Regions from separate parts of the Homo sapiens genome. Here all the other regions are linked to region 3. The links are chromatin contacts, found by Hi-C or POLR2A ChIA-PET in ENCODE. All regions are on one chromosome and are shown on one strand. Each heading gives the region's core, a stretch centred on a gene start or an enhancer-like site at or near the end of the contact. The rest is flanking DNA. Distances are from core to core; before and after follow the strand shown.

Region 1 (3,394 bases), core at 621-3,120, 3.0 Mb before region 3:
TGTAATGAACTTAGTAGATTCCTGGTTTAATTCATTGAGTAACATTACCTTCCTTGGTAGCTCTTTTGACGTACTGGCTTGTCTATAAAATTTACACAGCACCTTGACTAACATTGTCTCACTTGACCTTCACATGAGCTCAGAGGGTGGAAGCAAGTCAGGCATTATTTACCCCCATTTTTCCACCAGGAGAGGGGTCCAGGGAAGTGCGGCTAGCTGGCCAAGGCTTGGAGGCTGAATAACCCAAGAGTTGGAAGTAGACATGGCATTACCTGGCTATCCCTACCAGTACTTCTCCCCCATACTGGTTACAACAATCCTACAGCTCAGCTTTGCTGGCTGGGGCAGTTCCAAGAGGCTTTTCATTCAGTCTTCTCCTAGATCCAGCAGGTCGTGTGCTCTAATTCTTGTTTTGGAGATGGCCAACATTCCAGGCTGTTATGTTATGTGAGCACGTGGGATCACAGCCAGTCAGAAGCCAGGACTTCTCCAAGTGAAGTCATAAGCACCAAAGGGATCTTGCTAGACACGCAGATTTCTGGGTCCAGTCCCAGACCGAGCCTGATTCCTAATACTTTGGCATCTGCGTTCAAAGAAGTCTTCCCTTATCACCCAAACAAAAGTAGCCCATCTAGTCTAACTGATTACCACAGTTTAACTATTGTCTTCATAGATACTAGACAATAATTTATTACTTGTTTATTGTCTCTTTCCCCACCTTAGAATAAATTCCATGAGGATAGGGACTTTGTTAGCCTAGTTTATACCAAACCCGTTTCCTAGAACCCTGCAAGGCCCCCACAGTACGAGGTCAGTAAGTATTGAATCGAATGTACACTGAAGTTTGAAACTGCTGTCATACACTGCTCCTTCATTTTACAATAGAGAAACTGAGGCCCACGAAGCTGGAAGTCACTGCTGCAGAGATGGTAAGGGGGCAGGGCCAGGATAAAATCTCAGATCTCAGAAGTCCCAATCCAGGGACGGTTCAACTCCGCCCAAAGCAATTCTTTAGAAAAAAAACGACATCCACTTGAAAGAAAAGACATTTCCTGCCCATAAATACAAGGTTTCGCGGCGGGGAGAAGGGCCTGGCCTGGGTGAGGGCTTTAGTAATTCCGTTCCCACTTCCTAGGCGCCGGCTGCCCGCAAGGGCTAAAGACTCGCTTTCCAGGCCCGGAGTTGAACCCATCTCCGGGTAGTGTCGAGGCCAGGCCCAGCGGCGGCGAGGCGCGGAGCACAACCCACTGAGGTGCGGACGGCTCACCCAACCAAGGTCACCCGGGCGGGGACCGAAGGGGCCAGGCCCGCCGGGCACAGGGGAGGGGGCGGCGTTGGCGCGTCCTCGGGGCGGATGAGGGTCCTCCCTTCGGCCTCCTAGAAGTCAGGAATGACACTAATGGCTCCTTCCCCTGAATCTGACACCCAGCCTAAAGAGCACGAGCAGGCCCGGCAGGCCGCGTGGCCGGGTCCCATGTGCTCCACCTGAGGCCGCTCTCACGCGCTGGCCCTTTAAGATACCTCCCCTCCTCGCCCAGCCTTCTCTCCTATCCCCGTCAGCGCCCCCACCGACAACTCCCGAATTGCATCAGGCACGTGCTCGCCCCCGTCCGGTCTGAGCGTCCCTACCCCCAGCCCGGGAGGTGCTCTGAGGAATCGGAGACGAGGGGCGGGGCGAGGGGCAGGACCGCGTAGCCGTGCGCGCGCCGTCCCGCCGCCTCCTGCCCGCCCGTCGCCCAGGGCCCGGCCAGCGGCGCGCCCCCGCTGCGCCGTCCCCTCCCCTCGCCCGCCGCGTCGTGAGGCGCGCGCCCGCCCGCCGCCTGCCGCGGATCGCGTGGTCTGCTTGGCTCGCCGCGCCTCTCCCCCGTCCGTCCATATTGCTGCAGCCCCCGAGCCGGGAAGCCCGGGCCGCCCCGGGGGCGGGGGGGAGGGAGGGACGGGACTAGAAGCCTGCCGGGCTCGGGGTGGGGGCGTCTTGCGAGGAACGGGCGGGGGGGGACGCACGCCTAGGAGGCCTGGACTGCAGAGTGGGGGGCCTTCCTCCCCCCCCGCCCCGCTAGTGGGCCTCGGATTTACGGCGGCTGCATCTAACTGGGAGGGGGCCGCACCTCGCGTGAACCCCGACCCTTCTCTGCAGGGACTGGGGCCCAGCGCCCCGGAGGAAGGCGTCGCGGGCGCTCTGCTAGCCAAGTTCGAGGCGGGGGAGGCAGCCTCGGGCGCGCCCGGCTTCTCCGGGGGGGCGGGCGCGCAGATGGCCACTCAGGTGGAGCCGCTGCTGCCTGGGGGCGCCACGCTCTTGCAGGCCGAAGAGCACGGGGGGCTGGTGAGGAAGAAGCCGCCGCCGGCGCCCGAGGGCAAGGGCGAGCCCGGGCCAAACGACGTCCGCGGGGGGGAGCCGGACGGCAGCGCTCGGAGACCCCGGCCGCCCTGCGCCAAGCCGCACAAGGAGGGCACCGGGCAGCAGGAGCGCGAGAGCCCGCGGCCGCTGCAGCTGCCCGGCGCCGAAGGCCCGGCCATCAGCGACGGGGAGGAGGGCGGCGGCGAGCCAGGCGCTGGCGGAGGAGCTGCCGGAGCCGCGGGCGCGGGGCGCCGGGACTTCGTGGAAGCCCCCCCGCCCAAGGTGAACCCGTGGACTAAGAACGCATTGCCGCCGGTCCTGACCACCGTGAACGGACAGTCCCCCCCAGGTGGGTCTCCCTCCTTGCCCTCCTGGGTCCGGGGGCCTCTTCCGGGGACATGGGAGTCCCCTCCCCCAGCACCTCCAGGGCCCCGGGGTCTGCTACCGGTCATGGTGACTCGGGACTTTTTAAAATTGCCTCCTGGTTGATCCTGGTCGCCGCGCCCTCCCCCCCACCGTACACTCAGGGACCTGCCCCTGCCCGAGGGCCCGGCCTCCGGGAGGCTACGGCCACCGCCTGGGCCGCAGCGGTTAGTGGGCAACGGTGTGGTTCGGGCCTACCTCGTCGGCAGAGGGTGGGCGCTGGTTTCAGTGAAACGATCCCCACCGCATGCTGGTGTAAGAGACGGTTTCTGGTTTGAACCTTCCTCTGGAAGCCCCTCTTCCCACCCCGCCCGGCGCTCCCCGTTTTGGTAGCGTTGCGAGCGTCCCCATGTTGTAAATGTTTAATGAGCATATGTCACGGGCAACCCAGTGCCCGGCGCGGAGTACATGCTGGCCGCACGGATGCGGGGATTAAAAGTTAACAAGTTTTGTTCTCGGGGAGATGAAATTGGGCTTTAGAATCGCCATTTGGAGACGGGTTGAGGGGTCAGTTGTGGGGAGAAGAAACCCATCGTGTCATCGAATTCGGTGGTTTCCCTCCCCGATCCCGGGCACCTTCCGCCTTAAGAAGGAGCCCGATGGCGAGTGTGCTGGGGGAGCCAGTTAGGAGGT
Region 2 (3,521 bases), core at 854-3,353, 2.4 Mb after region 3:
AAATTATTTTTAAAAAAGATACTTGAGGCCGGGCACGGCGGCTCATGCCTGTAATCCCAGCCCTTTGGGAGGCTGAGGCGGGTGGATAACCTGAGGTCAGGATTTCAAGACCAGCCTGGCCAACATGGTGAAATCCCGGCTCTAGTTAAAAAATACAAAAATTAGACCAGCATGGTGGCGCACGCCTGTAGTCCCAGCTACTTGGGAGGCTGAGGCGGGAGAATCGCTTGAACCCAGGAGGCGGAGGTTGCAGTGAGACGATATGGCGCCACTGCACTCCAGCCTGGGTGACAGAGTGAGACTCCGTCTCAAAAAAAAAAAAAAAGATATTTGAGATTAAATAATACAGAATAACTGCTCTCATCTTTCCCCTCAAACACCATACTTCAATATGAAATTTTAAATGGCTTTTTTCCCCAAATGGGAAAGAAGGATTCCTGGGTCTTGATGGGAGAGCAAGCAAGTTTAAGAGTAAAACATACTAATAAGCCATTGCAAACAGGTGAGATACGATCAGAGCGTGTGCTGTTGCAGGAAACAGAATGGAAAGCCGTGAATGGGAGTCTCTGCACTTCATATCTGCAAAAGAAGAGAATAAAAAGGTTAACTCCAGACTTAGAACAGGTTCTCTTCCCCTGTTGAAAGCAGAGCCCAAAAACATTTTAAATCAAAAAATGAAAATGTGGTTAAGCCAAATTTGTAGATGAACTCAACCTTCTTGTCCTTAATACATAAACTGAATCCCAGGTGTTAGAAGTTACTTGAACATTTTTATGCTACACCACCTTGACATTAAAGGATTTTTTAAAAATCTCCAATCTCTTCTTTAAACTTTTCTTAAACTATCATTAAAATTAGCAAAATATGCTTCTCTGTTGAATGGTTAACCTAACGGGAATGACTTCTAACCGTAAGAATTACAGTTAAAAGGTTCATTTTAACAAATGCTCTTCCCCCTGTAAGGAGTGACAGGTAACCTTTTGGGAACCCCAATGTACACACCCCTTTCTCCAATCCCGCTAAAGTTAAACGTTAGAGGACAGACAAGTGCCTCCTCGCAAGCAATGCCCCCCGCCCCCCCGTCCCCCCGTCCAACACTCCGTTCTCTGCAAAAATCCATCTGCATCTTGCATTAACCCACCCGCCCAGTGACGGTGACTCCAGGCCAAGTCGCAGAAGAAGACCAGGCGTGAGGGGTGAGACCTGTGAGCCCATCTGCACCTGCACCCTCCCACCTGGTGGCACACCTGCCCCGCAGGCGCCCACCTGGGGCCGGGACCGCCCTCTCCCGGTCTCGCGCGCCTGCCCCACTCGGAGCGCGCGCCACGCGCCGCGCAGGACCAGAGGGCGGGGCCCCGGGCAGCGGGGAAGCGAGGGCTCGGGGAGAGGGGGCCGCCCGGGCTCACTCCCTCCCTGGGGACCCAGCGGACCGGAGGGTGCTGGGGGCGGGCGCGGTACCTTTTGGACAGATCCATGAGGACCCCGGAGAAGAGCTTCTCCCCGAAGCGGAACGACACGACAAGCGCGTCCTCAATGATGTGGTCCAGCGTGACCCGCACCTCCGAGCCCGGGATCAGTTGCGACACCGTGGAGTCCCCGCCCGCCGGCGGCACGAGCGCCGGGGCTACGGGCTGAGGCAGCGGCGGCTCCTCGCGCTCCTCGGGAGCCGGGGGCTGCTCCGGCGGCGATGCAGGAGAAGGTGGAAGTTCCGGCCCTCCCTGAGGCGCGGCTGCCGCCGACTCCGCCACCCGAACGGACAGTTTCTCCTCAGCCTCCAGCTCCGGCCCCACCGCCTCTGGGCTGCGGGCGAGCTCCCCCGGCGGCGGCGGTGGCGGCGGGAGCGGCGGCTCGTCGGCCTGAGGAGCGGATTGCTGCCCGTCAGTCTCGCCATCCGGCACAGACGCTTCAGTGGCCGTGACCGGGAGGGGGTCAGTGCCGGCCTCACTGCCGGGGATGGGCTCCATCTCCGGCTCGGCCTCGCCGGCGCCCCCCTCCCCGGGGGACGCTGCAGTCGCTGCCGCCTCTGCAGCCACGGCCGCCATTTTCTTCCTAGCTTCTCCCTCCTCCAACTCCGGCTGCAGCGGCGGCGGCGACAGCGCTGCTTGGTTCCCTGGGCCTTCCCCTCCCTCCCGCGAACACTTTCGTCCCGCCCTTTCCCTGATGCTCGTTTCTGGCACCTCGCCATTGGTTGCATTCTACACCCCTCCCGCACTTTTGATATTCCATTGGCCAGGGATGGACGTCTATCATCTAGTCAGTCCATCCTTCCCACGCAGAGTAGGAACTTCTCATTGGCCAGATGTGTTGTCAAGTGTGGAATCTGAGTGGAGGAATAGGGGGCGGAATCAAAGGGGGCGGGGGAAGTCACAAAAGAGGAGCCATATACTCATCGCCTCTTGCTATTGGCTGGAAGAGGAAATAAAGTTTTATGGTTGGCCTACGCTCCTGCCCATTATCAGCCAGGTCTTTGGAGGTGGGAGAAAGGATGGAATCATGTGGCGTGCCACTTCTTTCAAAGGCGGCCGAGGGGAGGAGTAACAAGGGAATGCGGGAGGGGAACCGCTTCCCAAGAATCTCTGCGCAGAGATCCTTAGAATAAATGTTATTTCTAGGCGCGGACTTCTTGCGGCCGCGTGTGGGCACGACAGGCTTCTTTGGGAAAGACAACTAAAGTTTGAAATACAATCCTACAGACACTTTTTGAGTGCCTACTATGCTAGTCACTGCACTAGGTGCTGGGGAATGGAATGTTCAAGACGTTCTCCATAACCTCATAGCAGCGGGCTCCAGCGGCCATGAGGAGTACGAGGAGTATTTTCCTTGACTTCTAGGAGTATGATGAGTATTTTCCTTGACTTCTCTCCACTTCCTAGGAACAAAGCACCTATTTATTAATATTTCAGAAATAGGAAAATGCTCATGAAAGAAGAGAGACACCATCCTCACTGGATTAAACTGATGACTGTTCCAGGAAGGAGTCTTGAGACATTGCTGGACTGATATGTGAACACTGCTTGTTCTCTCCAAATCCACTTGCAAAGTGGACGCACCTGGTCCCTGCTAAAGCCTTTTTCTTTCCTGGCTTCTCCAATGCCACGAGAACAAAAGATCTCTCACTTCAGTGTCCTGACGCCCCTACTTCTCTTACTTCCACATCAAGTCTTTTCGTTTGTCATCTCTGGAAGAATCTACTGAACCTATTTCTCTCAAATGGCACCACAGAGTCAGCCTTTTTTCTGGGAGAATGCCTGCAGGAGAGAGGGTAGAAAAACTGCTAGCAATGAAAGTAAAAAAAATAAAGTCCTGAAGAATAATTACAGCTAGTGTCTTTTGAGTACCATGTACCAGGCACTAATACAAACACTATAGCATATCATCTCAATCCTTAAAATTTTGAGGCACAAAGAGGGTGCCCAAGGTTACTCGGCTGGTAAATTGCATAGTCAGAATTTCAGTTTTACATGGAAAAGACTGAAAATAGCAATAAACAAATATCACCATATGCTCTGCCTATTTCAAAC
Region 3 (3,275 bases), core at 30-2,529:
ATTATGAGGATATACACACATACTGATATAGATCCCTGTATGGATACACAAAAAACTGGTAACAGTAACTGCCTAAAGTATGTTGTTAGGAGTCAGTGAGAGACTTTTTGCTACATATAAAAGGATTTATATTGTTTGAATATTTTTCTTTTTCTTTAGAGACAGATTCTTGCTCTGTCACCAAGGCTGGAGTGCAGTGGCTAATGATGGGTCACTGCAGTCTCGAACTCCTGGCCTCAAGTATCTTCCCACCTCATCCTCCCATAGCTAGGACTACGGGCATGGGCTACTAAGCCTGGATAATTTTTTTTCTTTTTTGTAGGAACAGGGGTCTTGCTACGTTGCCAAGGCTGGTATGAATCTCCTGAACTCAAGCAATCCTCCTGCCTCTGCCTCCCAAAGTGCTGGGATTACAGGCGTCAGCCACCGTGCCTGGCCTGAATATCTTTCTTGAGGATGGAAAAAAAAAAAAAGTAAGTAAGTAGGTAATGAATTTGAAAGAGCTTTGTAAATCACAAAGTATGACACAAATATTAGGATTTTATTTTTACTATTATCCACCAGCAACAAGATATCAAACACTGGTTCTGTGATTATTTAATGGTGAAAAAGTTGAATAAATCAATTTAGTATACCCATATGTTGGAATATTGAGTCCATTTTTCTTTTAAAAATCACACTTTGGAATAATTGATGATACTGGCAAATGCTCAAGCTGAGTGGAAAAATATATAAACATTGTATAGGCGAATAATTCCAATCTTGTGCATTCCCTGTGTAAACCTACATACACAAAAAGAAAAAAGACTGAAAGGAACCATCCACAATGCTTTGATGGGAAAGACGGAGAAACAAAGTGTTAATTTTCTTAACTATAGTTTTGGTGTATTCCAGATTTTCTACAAGTTAATAAATGCCACTAAGAAAAGGGGAAACATCACAGCTACACCTTCAAACACCAGAAAAAGAATTTTTTTTTTTTTTTTTTTTTTTAGGTTGGGGTATGATTTTGATCTGGGCACTAACGGGGACACTGATTGCTTTTGCCAGTAAGTCAAGACCAGCAGATAAAAAATAATTTTTAAAAACCTCGTGAGACTGATTTGCCGCAGGACGGGAGGAGGAAGAAGCAAGCGTGGAAGGTGCTAACGGAGGAACCTAAACCTCCATCCTCTTTGCCTGGGAGGTTAAGAACTACAGGGAGAGGCGAGAGAGACTATGACTGCCCTACGGCTAGAGTAGCCGCGAAGAGAACACTTCCGGGGCGGGGCTATCTGGCCCTTTCCTTTCCGCGTGTAGAATGTGGGGCGCCTGTAAAGTTAAGGTTCACGATTCCTTGGCCACCATTTCCATCACTCTGAGACGGTACCTGAGATTGGGGGCGACCATGGCAAAAAGCAAGTTCGAGTACGTGAGGGACTTCGAGGCTGACGACACCTGCCTGGCACACTGCTGGGTGGTAGTGCGGCTGGACGGCCGGAATTTCCATCGGTGAGCGAGCTCGACTCGGGGCGTCGCGATGCGCCAGCGCTTCCGGGGAATCCAGCTTCTTCCCTTGCAAGTCCTCCCGCCCGCTCCAGTCACGGTTACCAGGGTAACGCGGTAGCCAATGAGTGCGCAGCATGGAGCATTGCCCCGCCCTGCGTGTTGGCTAGGACAGTGCCTGAACGCTGGCTGTTAGCGTAATTGAATGGGCGATGTGCTCCCGTGATGAGGATCTGGCTTGGAGTGCCCGTGTTAAGTGAACAGAGACTTGTTAGCAAGGACCTGTTGTTAAAAGTCACTCTCATGCACAATATTTAAGCTCTTAAGCCAATTGCCTAGCTATTCTGTTAGATATCTTTGAATGCTGACTGTTCAGAAGTCTGTGTAAGCCTTGCTTGTGGGCAATACTTAACGTCTGTGCTTCATTATCAGTAACAGGCCACATGGACTAGATTCAACAGAGAGTCAGAAAAAAAGAGAAGGCTGGGCGCGGGAGGCAGGAGGATCACTTAAGGCCAGGAGTTGGAGACCAAGTTTTTGTTTTTGTTTTGTTTTTTCTGTGGTTGTTGTTTGTGAAACTCCGCCACTACAAAAAAAAAAAAAAAAAAAAAAAAAAAAAGAGAGAGAGAGAGAGAAAGAAGGAAGAGAGAAAGAAAGAAAAAGAAAAAATTTAATTTGCCCGGCGCAGTGGTGCACACATGTAGTTCCAGCTACTGGGAAGGCTGAGGTGGAAGGATCGCTTGAGCCTGGGAGGTCAAGGCTGCAGTGAGCGGTGATTGGACACTGCACTCCAGCTTGGGTGACAGAGCAAGACCCTGTCTCAGAAAAAGAGGGAGGGGGAGAAAGAAATATAACAGAAAGATGGGAATTTAATCTTTGAAGAGGGCTGCATTGTTAATGATTATTATAACTAACATTTATTGAGCACTTACTAGGAGCTAGGTATGATTACTTTTATCTTCTCCCTAATCTTCAGGACAACCCAATGAGGTAAATATTCTTTTATTCCCATTTCACAGAAAGGAGAGTTGAGGCTTAGCATTTCTGTCTGGCTTTCTCAATTTCAGGGCAGGAAAAAAACTAAGTTCTTAAGAAAATGGATCAGGTTGTGGCTAGTTGAGCATTTGAGTTCACAGTGCTATTACATTATCTTCCTCCAAACAGCCTCTGTTATCTAGCAACAGAGCGTGTTGTTAATGACAGGCTTCCATCCATGCTTTCTTCCCTTTTTCCCCTGTGAAGGTTTGCTGAGAAGCACAACTTTGCAAAACCCAATGACAGCCGTGCTCTCCAGCTGATGACCAAATGTGCGCAGACTGTGATGGAAGAACTAGAGGATATTGTGATCGCGTATGGACAGAGTGATGAGTACAGCTTTGTGTTCAAGCGGAAAACCAATTGGTTTAAAAGAAGAGCCAGGTAATTCCATGACCTAACTCCTTTCTTCAGAATATTTCCTCCCAGCATCTGGTTTTCTGTTTATCTTAATCGCAGACTTACAGGCTACAGATGATGTCTGCAGTATTTGTAACTGCAGAGTACATGTATATTTCCTGTTTAGATTGTTGTACTTCCATCTGATAGCCGAGCATTCTGTGTGCCTCTTTTATCTGATTCTTTCCCCACATGCCCCATAAGATTGGTTTCTAGACTGACCTGGCATTGAACATTAAGATTAGAAACAGAGACTATAAGAATGTAATATTAACAATTCATAGGTTGGCTTTAGCCAGTGATAGTCTCTACGTGCATTGCATTACACTGTTCCTCAAGACAGATCTCATTATAAA
Region 4 (3,353 bases), core at 615-3,114, 2.7 Mb after region 3:
GTCCAAAAATTCAATACAGCACCATCTAAGAGAAATACAATGCTAGTCCCACATGTAATTTTATGTTTTCCAGTAGTCACATTAAAAAAGTAAAAATAAACAGGTAAAATTACTTTTACAAGATTTTATTTAATGTAATATATCCAACATATTATAATTGCAAATTTGAATTAGAAAAAAAACAACTCTGTCTTTAAAAGTTGATATGGGTTTTACACTTATTTAAACTAATCACATTTCCAGTCTCAATAACCACAAGTGGCTAATAACTATCATAACGAATAGTGACACCTGGGTGCGATGGTTCACACCTGTAATCCCAGCACTTTGGGAGGCCGAGGCGGGCGGATCACCTGAGGTAAGGAGTTTGAGACCAGCCTGGCCAACCTGGCGAAACCCCGTCGCTACTAAGCATATACAAAAAAATCAGCCAGGCGTGGTGGCGTGCACCTGTAATCCTAGCTACTCGGGAGGCTGAGACAGGAGAATCACCTGAACCCAGGAGGCCGATATTGCAGTGAGCTGATATTGCGTCACTGCACTCCAGCCTGGGCGACAGAGCTAGACTACGTCTCAAAAAAAAAAAAAAAAAAATGACGCTCCAAAGGATTTTATCATTCGTACTCTAAAAACTGACATCTTTTTAACACACCTACACGGTCCACCATGGTCTGGCACCTGCCTACCTTCCAGCCTCACCATTACAACTATCCCCGCTTCCTTCTCTACTAACTACATAGACCTTCTTGTAGTTCCTCTAGTTCCTCTAACAAACCGTGCTCCCTGTAGACACTGGGCCTTTACACAAGCTCTTTCCCAGTGGAAAGTGCTCAATGCCTGGGGGTCTACGATGCTTCTCAAAGGTGTTCTCTTCTATGTCTGACCTATAGAAAACCTCCACATATATTTGTGTAACATATAAACTGATGGCCTAAATATACTGCGAAGAGAAGCACAACAACGGTAAATTTAATCTTTATTAAAACAGCTACCATTTCTCGAGCCTACCGTGTATCACCTCATCTAATCTTCACAATAAGCCCAGTAGATAGGTCTGATGAACACCATTTTACAGTGAAGAAACAGGTTCTGAGAGGTAAGATCCTCAGCCAAGAACACATTGTAGTAAGAAATAAGGACTTCAAACACAACTCTGACTCCAAAGTCAGTTCTCTAAACCAGTATGTTATACTTGTCCACAGAACATTGGCTTCTGGGCCTAAAATATTAAAAACTAAAACTGAATAAAGTATTATAGTCACCAAGTTGTACGCACTAGTTTCCGTCGCTGTGGAGGGACCTATTTTCTCCAACTAAAAACAGTAATAGCTCCCACTTACTGAGGGCTTACGTAAGACACTGTTTAGCGCTTTACTTACATAGATGTTTTCATTTATACCCGCATGATACCCCACTGAAGTCGGATCATCTCGACTTAACAGGAAAAACTGAAGCTCAAGTAAATTTTTCTGGCGAGGAAATACAGTCTGTCAATTTGGGTACTGGAAGCAGCTTTCCCTGCTCGCAGTCCGGGGATTGCTCAAGGTCTTCGAGGCACCGCCACAAAGGCGACACTCTCATAGTTATCCCGACTGTTTCCCTGAAGACGCAGGCCTGGCCTGGCAGGGCACGAGTGCCATGAATGGGTCTCAGGACAGTGGCTTTTCGGTCCCCCGTCCTCGCTCCCTCAACACCTGAGGGCTCATCACCCCCGTGAAGATATATCCAATAATTAGGAGCCTTCGACTCATTTTCTCAGGTTCCCCAACTCCCCGTCGCCCGCAAGTTCTAACAATATTTTCTTACCCAGCCCCGCCGCAGCTAGCCCCAAGTCCATCCGACAGAATCCAAGCCAATCTCGTAATGTTTACTTCCGGCTTTTCGCCTAATTCCGGCGGCCACTGCGGTAACTTCCGGATGACCGGCACATGCGCACTAATTTCCTGGCGGGGCCGGGGGCGGAGGGGGGCCCTCCAGTGCTCCTGCGCCGTGGGAAACGCGAGAACTCTAGCTGCTGCGTATCGCGCTATTTACCCGGCTTGTGGGGAGTTTCAAGTTGGGCGGCTACTTTTTGGCTTCTATTTAGGAGCTTTCTTTTAGAATCGGAGAATTTTAGGAAGTTAAAAAAAAAAAAAAAAGACCAGAACAGACAAGAGCTTAAGCCTCACCAGGGGACTATGAAATGAATGGGGAAGTTGGTGACGTATCAGCTTAAAAAAAAAAAAAAAGCAGTTAAACTTGGCACTAATTAGTAGCCAGGCTGTGTAACATGCTGGGGATTTGGTGAACAGTGTCTTCCCTCAGATTTACATCAGAGTGCGAAAGACACCGAAACAACTATTCAGATTTAGCAGCTGTGAAAAGTTGCTATGAAAAGAATACCAGGTGCTGTGAGAACATAAGGCATGTTATCATTAGAAAAAAATACGACAATTTCCATTTTGGAGAAACAGTATCTATGCTATCCCATCCCTTCTTTAAAAGTATACATGTGAAATAAAACACTGGAAAATAAACTAATTTTCGTGGTAGAATTTCTTGTGATTTTTTTTTTTCTTTGTGCTTTCTATTCTGGTTGTTCTCCCCCTCCCCCCCATAACGTGTATCCTTTTTGAATGTAAAAGTAAAAGTAGCTACCATTCCTGCCTCAATAAAATAGCCCAACATAATAGAATCTATTTTTTTCGTATTAAGAATTTGCAATACCTGGAGTTTAGGAACATAAATATTAATTTTGCTTTTACAGGGCAGTAGATGAAGAAACAGTGTCAGAGACTAGCGTGAAAGTGAATAGAGTCTATGAATCACTCAGGCTTTGTTTTTTTCCACTTAAAAATATTCCTGAAATTTGCTTAGGAGTGTTAAGGCCTAATTAGCCAAAACCACCAGGAGAGCGCATCTCGAAGAGGAATCAGAAAGCGCAGGACAAGACAGTTGAATCTTTTCTAAGACTTGAGGTCCCTCTGGAGGGTTCTGAGGAAGGTCTAGGAAAGCCGGGATTGGTTCTGGATGGGTTGCTGTTTGTAAAGAAGGATTGGGAGAAACTGATTAGGGACTAAGTGCTGTTATGAGTGAGGGTGGTTTAGCAATTGAGTATTTCCAGTAATAGGAATAGCAAAGCTGGTCTGAGGGCATCATTAGTAAGAAAACAGTGGTTATTCAGAGAGGGTGGTTATGGTTTACAGCTGCTGCATGACCTTAGGAGAAACAATGCTTTCTGTTGGTGAAAAAAAGAAGACATCCTAAGACAAACCTTGCACCTCAAAACCTCTGTAGATAGAGAATCCCCACTTGGAAGCTATAGGTGTTGTGCAGATTTAGTCTTAAAAATTAACACTTTGAGTGCTGATAAT

The links. A loop is a pair of places that touch in the nucleus more often than their neighbours do. ChIA-PET counts read pairs that join two places held with the same protein, here RNA polymerase II (POLR2A). Pooled maps may share reads with other maps.
Region 1: a loop to region 3 is called in a map of naive thymus-derived CD4-positive, alpha-beta T cell, with 15 times the contacts of the local background. The contact joins the promoter of LARP1 here to the promoter of THG1L in region 3. A Hi-C loop is called at or near these places in 5 of 168 maps with a recorded cell type or tissue (B cell, CD4-positive, alpha-beta T cell, CD8-positive, alpha-beta T cell and 1 more) and 10 of 50 pooled maps. POLR2A ChIA-PET finds 5 or more read pairs at or near these places in 1 of 52 experiments (K562).
Region 2: a loop to region 3 is called in a map of CD4-positive, alpha-beta T cell, with 4 times the contacts of the local background. The contact joins the promoter of PWWP2A here to the promoter of THG1L in region 3. A Hi-C loop is called at or near these places in 4 of 168 maps with a recorded cell type or tissue (CD4-positive, alpha-beta T cell, CD8-positive, alpha-beta T cell and naive thymus-derived CD4-positive, alpha-beta T cell), 1 of 37 single-sample maps with no recorded cell type and 10 of 50 pooled maps.
Region 4: a loop to region 3 is called in a map of ascending aorta, with 5 times the contacts of the local background. The contact joins the promoter of SLU7 here to the promoter of THG1L in region 3. A Hi-C loop is called at or near these places in 3 of 168 maps with a recorded cell type or tissue (CD8-positive, alpha-beta T cell, ascending aorta and naive thymus-derived CD4-positive, alpha-beta T cell), 1 of 37 single-sample maps with no recorded cell type and 11 of 50 pooled maps. POLR2A ChIA-PET finds 5 or more read pairs at or near these places in 2 of 52 experiments (AG04450 and activated CD4-positive, alpha-beta T cell).

Annotation. Positions count from the first base shown.
Region 1 is chr5:154,753,507-154,756,900 of GRCh38, forward strand. It overlaps LARP1 (La ribonucleoprotein 1, translational regulator), which reads left to right and starts at 1,871. Exons shown (of 19, transcript NM_033551.3): 1 at 1,871-2,687. The coding sequence starts at 2,252. LOC112267936 (a long non-coding RNA gene) reads right to left here and starts at 1,514. Exons shown (of 2, transcript XR_002956231.2): 1 at 273-1,514. RefSeq lists silencers at 1,249-1,398, 1,649-1,988, 2,029-2,438, 2,479-2,558, 2,839-2,948.
Region 2 is chr5:160,117,347-160,120,867 of GRCh38, forward strand. It overlaps PWWP2A (PWWP domain containing 2A), which reads right to left and starts at 2,104. Exons shown (of 2, transcript NM_001130864.2): 1 at 1,459-2,104. The coding sequence starts at 2,042. RefSeq lists silencers at 1,100-1,519, 1,640-1,819, 1,920-2,019, 2,180-2,229 and an enhancer at 1,656-2,155.
Region 3 is chr5:157,730,141-157,733,415 of GRCh38, forward strand. It overlaps THG1L (tRNA-histidine guanylyltransferase 1 like), which reads left to right and starts at 1,280. Exons shown (of 6, transcript NM_017872.5): 1 at 1,280-1,491; 2 at 2,728-2,904. The coding sequence starts at 1,301. RefSeq lists an enhancer at 1,197-1,556.
Region 4 is chr5:160,417,217-160,420,569 of GRCh38, forward strand. It overlaps SLU7 (spliceosome associated SLU7), which reads right to left and starts at 1,865. Exons shown (of 16, transcript NM_006425.5): 1 at 1,807-1,865. RefSeq lists enhancers at 1,577-1,626, 2,077-2,196, 2,207-2,276.